2 separate regions of the Mus musculus genome follow, and region 2 is linked to region 1. Evidence: chromatin contacts called from ENCODE Hi-C or POLR2A ChIA-PET data. All regions are on one chromosome and are shown on one strand. Each heading gives the region's core, a stretch centred on a gene start or an enhancer-like site at or near the end of the contact. The rest is flanking DNA. Distances are from core to core; before and after follow the strand shown.

Evidence for each region. Hi-C counts contacts between places; a loop is a spot of excess contacts on that map. ChIA-PET counts read pairs that join two places held with the same protein, here RNA polymerase II (POLR2A).
Region 2: a map of heart shows a loop between it and region 1 (2.0-fold over the local background). The contact joins two enhancer-like sites. A Hi-C loop is called at or near these places in 13 of 37 maps with a recorded cell type or tissue (Patski, T-helper 17 cell, gastrocnemius and 4 more). POLR2A ChIA-PET finds 5 or more read pairs at or near these places in 2 of 5 experiments (Patski and embryonic stem cell).

Annotation. Positions count from the first base shown.
Region 1 is chr8:14,991,047-14,996,119 of GRCm38, forward strand. It overlaps Arhgef10 (Rho guanine nucleotide exchange factor (GEF) 10), which reads left to right. Exons shown (of 29, transcript NM_172751.3): 27 at 14-188. It overlaps Gm35149 (a long non-coding RNA gene), which reads right to left. Exons shown (of 2, transcript XR_001778521.2): 1 at 4,832-5,073; 2 at 3,088-3,683. Among named protein-coding and RNA genes, the nearest start is that of Gm35149, 3.0 kb to the right of the region's middle. Within about 2 kb of position 1,850, at least 1 of the 3 ENCODE cell types and tissues checked has a DNase peak (open chromatin) inside an H3K27ac peak, as active enhancers do; it is heart, where a contact is called at or near this core.
Region 2 is chr8:15,024,163-15,029,036 of GRCm38, forward strand. It overlaps Kbtbd11 (kelch repeat and BTB (POZ) domain containing 11), which reads left to right. Exons shown (of 2, transcript NM_029116.2): 2 at 2,489-4,874. The coding sequence starts at 3,241. Among named protein-coding and RNA genes, the nearest start is that of 5830468F06Rik, 5.0 kb to the left of the region's middle. Within about 2 kb of position 3,614, at least 1 of the 3 ENCODE cell types and tissues checked has a DNase peak (open chromatin) inside an H3K27ac peak, as active enhancers do; it is heart, where a contact is called at or near this core.

The sequences.
Region 1 (5,073 bases), core at 600-3,099:
TCCATTCCCCCAGAATCAGCTGGAGGCCCACCAAGATGAAGGGATGGTCATCTCCCACATGGCTGTGGCTGGCGTTGGCATCTGGATTGCCTTCACCTCGGGGTCCACCCTCCGCCTCTTCCACACAGAGACCTTGAAGCACCTGCAGGATGTCAACATTGATGCCCCTGTGCATAGCATGCTGCCAGGTACTGCCCCCAGGAAGGCAGGGTTCTAATGTCCTTGTCCCTCATACAGCCTGCAACCGGGTCCCTCAGAAGGAAGGGGAAAGGGCAGCAGATGTTCAAGGGACATCAGCTGCTAAGGCACACATAGCCAATGTGGACCATAGCCCCTGGGTGTTCACATGTGCCCTGTGTGTATAGGCGCACAGCTACTGTGTGTAGTACTTGGCATGGCTTCATGTGTGAGCATGTATATGAACATGTAGCCTGTAAAGACAGGTATACATCCTGTCTACAAATATAATGAAGACTGCATTAATGGCCACAGTGGACCACATAGTGGCACCAGAGGCAAGACCGGGAAAAATAAATCGTCCTAAATATATCCATGGCCAATAGGAATCACTGAAAACTTTGAACAGGGAGAGGAGAGAGGCCATGCCAGGGTGGATTTGGGGAGGATGGTCTTGTAGGGAGAGGCTCAAGTGCATCTTGCTGGCCCTTTGTCCACAGGGTTCTGCCTAACAGGCTGCAGGGGGAGCGTGGGAGAAAGATGGGAACAGTGAGCACAGTAATGGGCGGAGTTAGAAAGTAAGTGATGGGCGTGGGGGCGTGGCCACTTGTCAACTCATGTGTTGGATAGCGTTTGCTAAGCCATTCCAGGCGCCTTGGAAAAGCATAACAACAACTCAGGGGTCATGATGCCGACATGAGGAGTGATGGGGAGGCAGAGAGGCAAGACAGGTGCCAACTGATAAGATCTGCTGAGACCTGAGGACACAAGGCATCTAGGGCTGCTGACCAGCATTTCCCTGTGGGATTGGCCGCTGACCGTTTTTTTTTTTTTTTTTTAGATAATTGTAGGCTATTTTATTTCGTTAGGAATATGGAGGGTTTTTTTTTTAAATACATGTTATTTTTAGAAAACAAAAGTGATTCAGCATCAAGGCTGCCCCCCGCCCCCAGCATGCTTCTGTGGATCATCTGGACAGGTGTTTGCTGTTGGCATCTGTCCTCGCCCTTAGACAGAAACCGTGTCAGAGTCACCAGCCGCCAGCACATGCTTGCATCCGGCCAGAGAATGCCCTGCACTCTCTATTGACATGGGAAGGGACAGGAGTTAGATTGTTCTGGGGCCCAGATCCTGACTCTGGTGCCCTGTGGCCTCCAGGGAAGCAGCTGTGGTTGCCATGGTTCCTGGAATCCTGAGAACCAACCACAGGAATGTGTGGGGTCACACAGTGCCTCCATCTGAGGGCAGGGGAAGGGGTGGGTGGGTGAGGGTGGGGGCTGCCTTGTGTTCATCTGCCTGCAGTTTCTGTCAGAGACTGGGAGAAGGAGGCATTGGCCAGTGAGTGAAGTGTGTGTGTGTGTGTGTGTGTGTGTGTGTGTGTGTGTGTGAGTGTGTGTGTGTTTATGAAAATAATCCTCGTACATGATACAGTGCAATGGAACAGCAAGACCATCAGGTGAACAGTGAGGCAGCTGTGAGGCTCTCCATCTTGCCGACCCTCTGTTAACTGGTGTTTCCCATGACCTCGGTGTGTACCTAATTTAAAAAAAATGACCTGTGGGCTGCTCTCCTCTGTCCGGCTTCCGAGCAGATCCACTGGCAATCCTTGCTACTGACTCAGGCCAGCAGGGTGCGTACGAACGTGCGAGGGCACACTTGCCCACTTCCTCTCCCCTGCCTGGTACTGACCCGGTGTGGGTACAGGCTCCTCCCTCCCAGGCAGGCAGCCAGTGCTGACTGGGAAACACTGACTAACCGGCCGGCTCGGGTGTGCAGTGTTCTGTCTGTAGCTGAGGTGCACTGCAGGGCACTCTTGTGTTTCTTTCCGCTCGCCTGTAGCCATGGCTGCCCCTCCTCAGCCTCCTGCTCTGCTTCCAGTTGGCCAAGCATTGACTGTTCCCAACCTTCCCTACAAAGCCTGGCCCTCCTTGGCACCACCAGATTCATGGGACTGTTTTCCATTTTCCAGAGGCCCACCCACCTCACCGATCAAAGGGCATGCCAGAGTCTCTTGAAAGTGTTATGGTTTGAATATAGCACTGCCCCTTGACAGCCTGTGGGTTTAAGGTTAGGGACAGTTGGACCATGAGGGCTCTGGCCTAATCCAACGGTGGCTTCATACTTCAATGGTGTTGAGAGGTAGAGGAAACTAGGAAATGGGGTGTAGTTAGAGGAGGCGTGTTGCTGGAGGAATGCCTTGGACACATGCCCCCCACCCCACTCCTCCACACAGCTCCTAACCTTTCTCAGCTATCATGAGATGAACAGCTTTCCTCCACACACCCTTCTGTCATATGCTGGCTTGCCAGCAGCATAGAAGCCATGGAACTACTGAAAGCATGGGCCGGAGTCATTTGTCCTTTTAAGTTGCTAATGTCAGGTATTTGGTCACAGCCGTGGACGATGGACTGATAGAAGTCATGTTGGACACAGCAGGGGTGGGGGAGACCCTCTGTCACAGATTTTGATCTGCTTCTGTGTAGCTCGTTGTGCTTCTTATTCGTGTGTGGGTGGGACAGACAGGTGTGTCAGACCAGAATGGACTGGGAAGCCTGGGGCTGAAGGGAAGACATTCTGCAGTGTCTTGTGCCAGCTATTAAGTGGCTTCCACTCCACCTTTGGGAGGCCTTATCAGGCTCTCAGCCTCCAGTGTTCTTCCAGTGGTCTTGTGGAGCTATCCCCAGCCTGGCCACTAGGGAAGACTAACCCAGTCGAACTCTGCCTGAACGAGAACCCCCGTTCTGTCTCCCATGTCCAACAGTAGTTCCTAGCATCCCAGAACATGCCTGGTGGGCTGTCTGATCTCTGGCACACACACACACACACACACACACACACACACACACACACACACACACACACACAAACGCTGTGGTTTAGATAGAATAAAGACAGTGTTTCAGAGCAGTGTTCACCGCAGCCTGAGTGTTTGAGCCACTAATGTACTACTGCGCGCAGAAAGTGCCCACGCAGGCGTGTGTGGAAACAGCACAGGCAAGCGTCTTTTCATGTCATTGTAAAAACCCAACTGGGTCCTGCTGATGGAGACACACTGAGCCAAAAAGAACAAAATTTCGAGAAAAAAAAAAGATGCTGTAACCATCAGAACTTAATCAGAGCACTCTCCTCTAAGACCACCCTGTGGACCACATGAATTGGGGTCTCAGAAGGTCGCCTTCCCCTTCCTCGTAGAATTCAGTTCTGAGGCCGTTCGGCACAGGCTCCTAACGTAAACCACCACACTGTGCACTCTCGGCCCAGCAGTAGACCTTAGCCAGGGGCAGGCGTGGGACTCAGCGAGCAAAGAAACAGAAGGTGTGGCTGCAGTGTGGGAAGGCCCCAGGCAGCCCCGGGGTTGCTGCACAGGTGTTTCCTGTCCTGTCCTCTGAACTCAGAGCAAGCAGAGAGGGGTGACAGAGGTGCTGGGCCACACTCAACCTCCTGTGTCCCCGTGGAGCGGATACAGCGTCCAGAAGTGATGCAGTCAAGTCAAAGGGCCAAGTTTCCTATTAAAAAAAAAAAATGAGTGTGAGTCTTCTAAGTGCCACGGCCCTAGTCATCAGGGGGCTGTGAGTTATCTTGTGCTCATGGCTATGTGTGGATGGGGGACTGTGAGTTAGCTTGTGCTCATGGCTATGTGTGGATGGGGGCTGTGAGTTAGCTTGTGCTCATGGCTATGTGTGGATGGGGGCTGTGAGTTAGTTTGTGCTCATGGCTATGTGTGGATGGGGGCTGTGAGTTAGCTTGTGCTCATGGCTATGTGTGGATGGGGACTGGATGGGGGCTGTGAGTTAGCTTGTGCTCGTGGCTATGTGTGGATGGGGGCTGTGAGTTAGCTTGTGCTCATGGCTATGTGTGGATGGGGGCTGTGAGTTAGCTTGTGCTCATGGCTATGTGTGGATGGGGGCTGTGAGTTAGCTTGTGCTCGTGGCTATGTGTGAATGGGGACTGGATGGGGGCTGTGAGTTAGCTTGTGCTCGTGGCTGTGTGTGAATGGGGAACTGGATGCAGGCACACACACAGCTGGCACTTGGGCAGCATCTCTCTGGGCAGCTGGGGGGTGACCCGGGCAGCCAATGGCCAGTTCCTGGAACAAGTTTGTATTTAGTCCCTAAATAAAAAATAGGAAATAGCAGCATCTGGGGCTCACTTGCTTTCTTCCTATTATTAAGGCCCTTTTTTTCTTAACGACATGGGGCAGTGTTTGGGGATCGTGTGTGAGGCCCTGTTACATCGCCCCTAGGCACCCTTTATCTCTGCATCCATGCAGGGTTTCTGTCTCCCAGCTTCCTGCCCTTCCCCTCTAGGTCTCATCCCACTGTAAGACACTACCATGTTAGTCTCTTCATTCTCCTGGGGAAACACACTTCCGACAGAAGGGGCAGCTTTGAAAAGGCAATGGAACACTTCCCAGATTCCTACTATACTTAAGATAATGTAGGTGTAAAAGTGAAATTTCTCTGAAAAAAATACACACACACACACACACACTGTTTACATGTGGGAGAATCGAAGAGAGAATGAAGGATACAAGATATATTTCTGGATGAACAGAAATATCTAGCGACTCTTTCATCCTTCGTGCTTTGATGATAAGTCATTTTTAGAAGCTACCAAATGAGATGACATTACACACATGAGAAGCCCGGTTTACCTGTTAATTGTCTTTGAAGTGAGATTGTTCACAGCAAAAGTATTTCACAGGCATCTCTAAAAGCCCAGATGAACACTCTAAAAGCCATGAATTCAAAAATTCTTCCTTGTAGAAAAAGTAAAGGAAAGTATGTCTCCCAACGCAAAACCTTTTAGGAGTCAGAAGAGCGCAACCGTGGCAGGCTGTGATTTGTGGAGCTTTGCGTGCAGTTGATTGGCAGCCTGGGTCCGTGGGCGTGGCTG
Region 2 (4,874 bases), core at 2,364-4,863, 35 kb after region 1:
GGGCAGCGTGGGACACCGAGGGGTTCAGTGCGATACTATTAAAGACATACTCTGGAAATGCGCTTCCCCAAGGCATGATGGTGCTGTTTGTTTTGGGACTAAGGGCACTGTCTTAGTTAGGATTTTACTGCTGTCAGCAGACACCATGACCAAAACAACTCTTAAAAAGAACATTTAATTGGGGCTGGCTTACAGGTTCAGGGGTTCAGTTAATTATCATCAAGCTATGCTGCATGGCAGCATCCAGGCAGGTATGGTGCAGGAGGAGCTGAGAGTTCTACATCTTTATCTGAAGTCTGCTAGCACAAAACTGGCTTCCAGACAGCTAGGATGAGGCCGATGTCCACAGTGACACACCTACTCTGACAAGGTCATACCTCCTAATAGAGCCACTCCCTGGGCAAGCATATACAAACCATCACAGATGTTAAGAACACATTGAACATGCTTTTGGAGGTAACTGAGTTTCCTTTCCCTGAATGGGTAGGAGGAGCTAGAGTCAGTTGATCCCAGACCTAGTGAATAGAGACAGGTTCCATAGGTGTGGGCCAGACCATACCTTTGCCTTAGCATAGCTTAGGTGTGTACACTCTGCTCACTTATTGAACCTTCTTTCAGGCTTCATACTTTCTCCAGGATCTTTAAACAGCCAATCCCAAGCTTCCCTTTTAGAGTCTTCTGTTGCTTGGTTCCCCTCTCAGGCTTTGAAGGAACATAAAGATACCATGGTCTTATCATCTGCACATTCCAGGGACTGTCAAGCCAGGGAGCCTGGTCATTCTGAGACCACTCCCCAGGTCAGACAGCTTTCTAAGGTTGATGGTCTGCGGTCTCTCCCAGAGGTAGTGTGAAGAAGGCCCGGCTTCTGCTCATACAGTGAGGTTTCCAGACATTTCCACAGGAGACACAGTATGTCCTGCTTCTGACTTCCATTGCCTTCAGTGGCTAAGCCCAGAGGAGAAGCTTGACAGCCTTTGGGCTGCTGGTGCACCTCTCTGTTTGCAGTCACCCTCACATCCTCATTGCTATGGGCCAGCAAGCCCTTCTGTTCCCTGGACTGACAGAGCTGGGTGGAAGCTTCACTGGGGTGGTCACAGATCATCCAGAGAACATCACGACCTGTGTCCTCCTCCGTGGAGTCCTCTGACCCAAGGTTTCAGGTTCACAAGCTCCCCTAAGGTTACATCTCTGGAGGCTCTTACTACAGTGCACGGGGGGTGTGGGGGGTGGGACATGCCACATGAAACAGATCTGGAATGAAGGGAACTGAACGTCTCCAAGTTCTGTGATAAACATCAGTGGCAGAGTGGCTGGAGTTGCTGGGTGTGGGTGGGCATGCTTCACCCTACATACTTCTATGTTATCTTCTTCACTATAAGGAATACCCGATAAACAAGGGAAGAGTGTTGTTTGGGTCTGCTGCTTAAAAGGGTCATGGTCCATTATATGTGGTAGGTGTGACAGCATGGTCGATTACATGTGGTAGGTGTGACAGCACGGGCTTCGTCTATGGGGGTGACAGTCTGCCCAGGGTTTGTCATGTCCTGGCAGATGAGAAAGCAGAAAACTAGGTGGGCGAGGGGTGGGCTATAACCCTTGAGCCATAGCCCCAGCTCCTAAACAGATGCATACACACACACACACACACACACACACTCGGATAGCAAGGAATGTGGCCCAAATCAAATTCATAACTTAAACCATGAGGGTTTATAAAAAACTTTTAGGGGGTGGGTTAATGTGACTGTGCAGGTCTCCCCAAGGAACTCCGTAGATGCCAACATCCTGTCTCAGTGTCAAAAGTTTGGGCATACCCTCTCCTTCAGGCATCCAGTCACCTCCAGCAGCAGCACTGGCTGGGAACCCTGTGTTTACACGTAAGCCGGAGAGGGGCAGGTCACACTCGAACCATCTCAGCACTTGTGTAATGGTGTGTGTGTAGAGCAGGTTATGACACATGTAAGGAGAGCACCTGAATGCGTCTTCTCCCTTGCCTAGGGGGACAAGTGATTCTCTACATAAGTGTCAGGCCGAGCCGGCTCTGCTCTTCCTAGTCAACCTCTTCAGAAGGCTAGAATACAGCTGGACCACAACAACCTGCCCCTCAGATCGCCAGCAAGGCAGAGGCCAGTGTGTGCCAGGGCAGGAGAACTCCGCCTAGTGTTCTTAGGGATTCAGACACCCACCCATACCTTCTTTGGTTGCCTTCATGCTATTTGGCAGTTGCCTTTCTGAGGAAGAGACTTGATTGCAATAATGACCACACAGGGGTAGCAGGTGGAGCCTCAGGGAGCATGAACTGGGTTCTTTTTAGTCCTGCGCCTGGAGGAAGGCTGAGTGATTATGTATTCCCTGTCCACCAAACTCCAGTGGTGATCAGACACGTGGCCACCAGACTAGGGTGCTAACTGCAACTGGCGGAGGGCCTGGGTTTTAAAAGCGTTTCACTCAACAATGAAACTCAAATCTTCCCTCTTTCCTTCTGCAGACAGGAGCAAGAATGTGGAGAGTGATGTGGGAAACCTGACGTGGAAGGAAGCAGCAGAGGCTCCAGATGACAAATGAGGAAAACCTGGGCACACACAGTAACTGCCTTTCCAGACACTCGCCCATAGGTGGAGTGGTTTCCTAGGTGATCCGTGTGGGCTTGAAGCTGCCACCCTGATTCAGACAGCCTCAGCTGAATTCTGGGCTGCATAACTGGAGTCTGTAGAACAGAGCTGAAGCTAAGGATTTAAATGTGGTCACCGTCCCTGGAGGATTTGTTGGTCCTGGGTCTACAGTACTGTGATACAAGGTGACTCAGTGGGTTCACACAGAGTCCAAGGAAGGGCATGCTGTGGACCAGACACACTTAACCTCAGTTCTCCAAAGGAGCAACACAAGGGAGCCTCAGCTCAGGTCTGTCGGATGTGCAAACTGCAAAAAAAACAAAACAAAGCAAAGCAAAAACCCCAAAACCCTTGTTGCTACCAGGCTGGGTCACCTCCGCCCCAACGGATATAGCCTGAGTTGAGGTTCCTCTTTCGAAAGTTCAGAGAGTTGGGCGAGTCCTCCTCACAAGAGAGGAGAGTGGGAAGGGCAAGGTGGGAGTGGCGTGATCAGGGGGTGGACATATGTGAAATCTGATCCGGTGCCAAGGAAAGGGTATGTGCTGCCAGAGACCCCAGGGCAAACCTCAGACTTCACCAGGCATGTCTAGCTCCTGAGCTGGCCGACTGCACACAACACAACCCACTCATGGAGAACTCGGTGGCGCCTTTCGTCCTCTACTCGGGGACTGAGCCTAGGACTCCTGGAGAGGACAGCCTCCCTCTGCCAGCCGAGGAAGAGGGCGCTGCGTCCACAGCGCAGACACCCTGCAGTCTCAGCGCCTCATTGTGCTTCAGCTCCGGGGACGACTCCCCGCCGCAGTCTCGCGCCTCTGCCGCGGAGGGCTCCGAAGCCTCTCCGCCTTCTCTCCGCAGCGACCTGCGTGTGGTGGAGACGCAGTGGGATGTCAGCAGCGCCGCGTCCCCAGAGTCCCCGGAGGAGTGCGCGCGCCCGGAAGAGCCCGCGTCGCCGGAGGATCCCCCTTCCCGACACGAGCACGCGCGTCCCGTGGAACTCGAGTCTTTGGACGAGCTTGGGGAGCCCGTGCCTGTGCCGCCCGGGGTCGGGTCGGTGCACGGAGAACCCGACCTGGTCATCGAGGTGGCCGGTCGCCGACTACGGGCGCATAAGGCGGTGCTGGCCGCACGCAGCGACTACTTCCGCGCGCGCGCATCCCGGGACGTGCTGCGGGTGCAAGGCGTGAGCTTCACTGCCCTGCGGCTACTGCTGGCCGACGCATACAGCGGGCGCATGGCGGGCGTGCGGCCCGACAACGTGGCCGAGGTGGTGGCCGGCGCGCGCCGCCTCCAGCTGCCCGGCGCTGCGCAGCGCGCCACCGAGGCCATGGCGCCGCAGCTGAGCCTGGACAACTGCTACGAGGTGCTGAGCGCAGGCAAGCGGCAGCGGCTGACCGAGCTGCGCGACGCCGCCTACCGCTTCATGAGCGACCACTACCTGGAGGTGCTGCGCGAGCCCGCCGTATTCGGCCGCCTGTCCGGTGCAGAACGCGATCTGCTGCTGCGGCGCCGCCTGTGTACCGGCCGCGCTTGTCTGCTGGCCGCTGCGCTCGGGACAACCGGGGAGCGCTCTGGCAGTCGACCGCAGAGCCCGTCCGGGGACGCAGAGTCGCGCGGGGACGCGGCCGTTTATTGCTACCAGGCGGAGGCCGGGGAGTGGCGCGAGCTGACCCGGCTGCCCGAGGGCGCGCCAGCGCGCGGCTGCGGCCTCTGCGTGCTCTTCAACTACCTCTTCCTGGCGGGCGGTGTGGCTCCTGCGGGTCCCGATGGCCGCGCGCGCCCGTCGGACCAGGTGTATTGCTACAACCCGGTCACCGACTCCTGGAGTACTGTGCGGCCGCTGCGCCAGGCACGCTCGCAGGTGCAGCTGCTGGCCCTGGACGGCCACCTGTATGCCGTGGGTGGCGAGTGCCTGCTCAGCGTGGAGCGCTACGACCCGCGAGCTGACCGATGGACGGCGGTGGCCCCGCTTCCCCGTGGCGCCTTCGCAGTGGCCCACGAGGCTGCCACCTGTAACGGAGAGATTTATGTGTCCGGGGGCTCACTCTTCTACCGCCTGCTCAAGTACGACCCCCGGCGCGACGAGTGGCAGGAGTGCCCATGCAGCAGCAGCCGAGAGCGCTCTGCCGACATGGTGGCCCTCGACGGCTTCCTCTATCGCTTTGACCTGTGTGGGAGCCGTGGGGAAGCTCAGGCTGCAGTCGGTTCAGGTGGCGGGGTCAGCGTTTTCCGCTACCATTGCCTGGCCAAGCAATGGAGCCAATG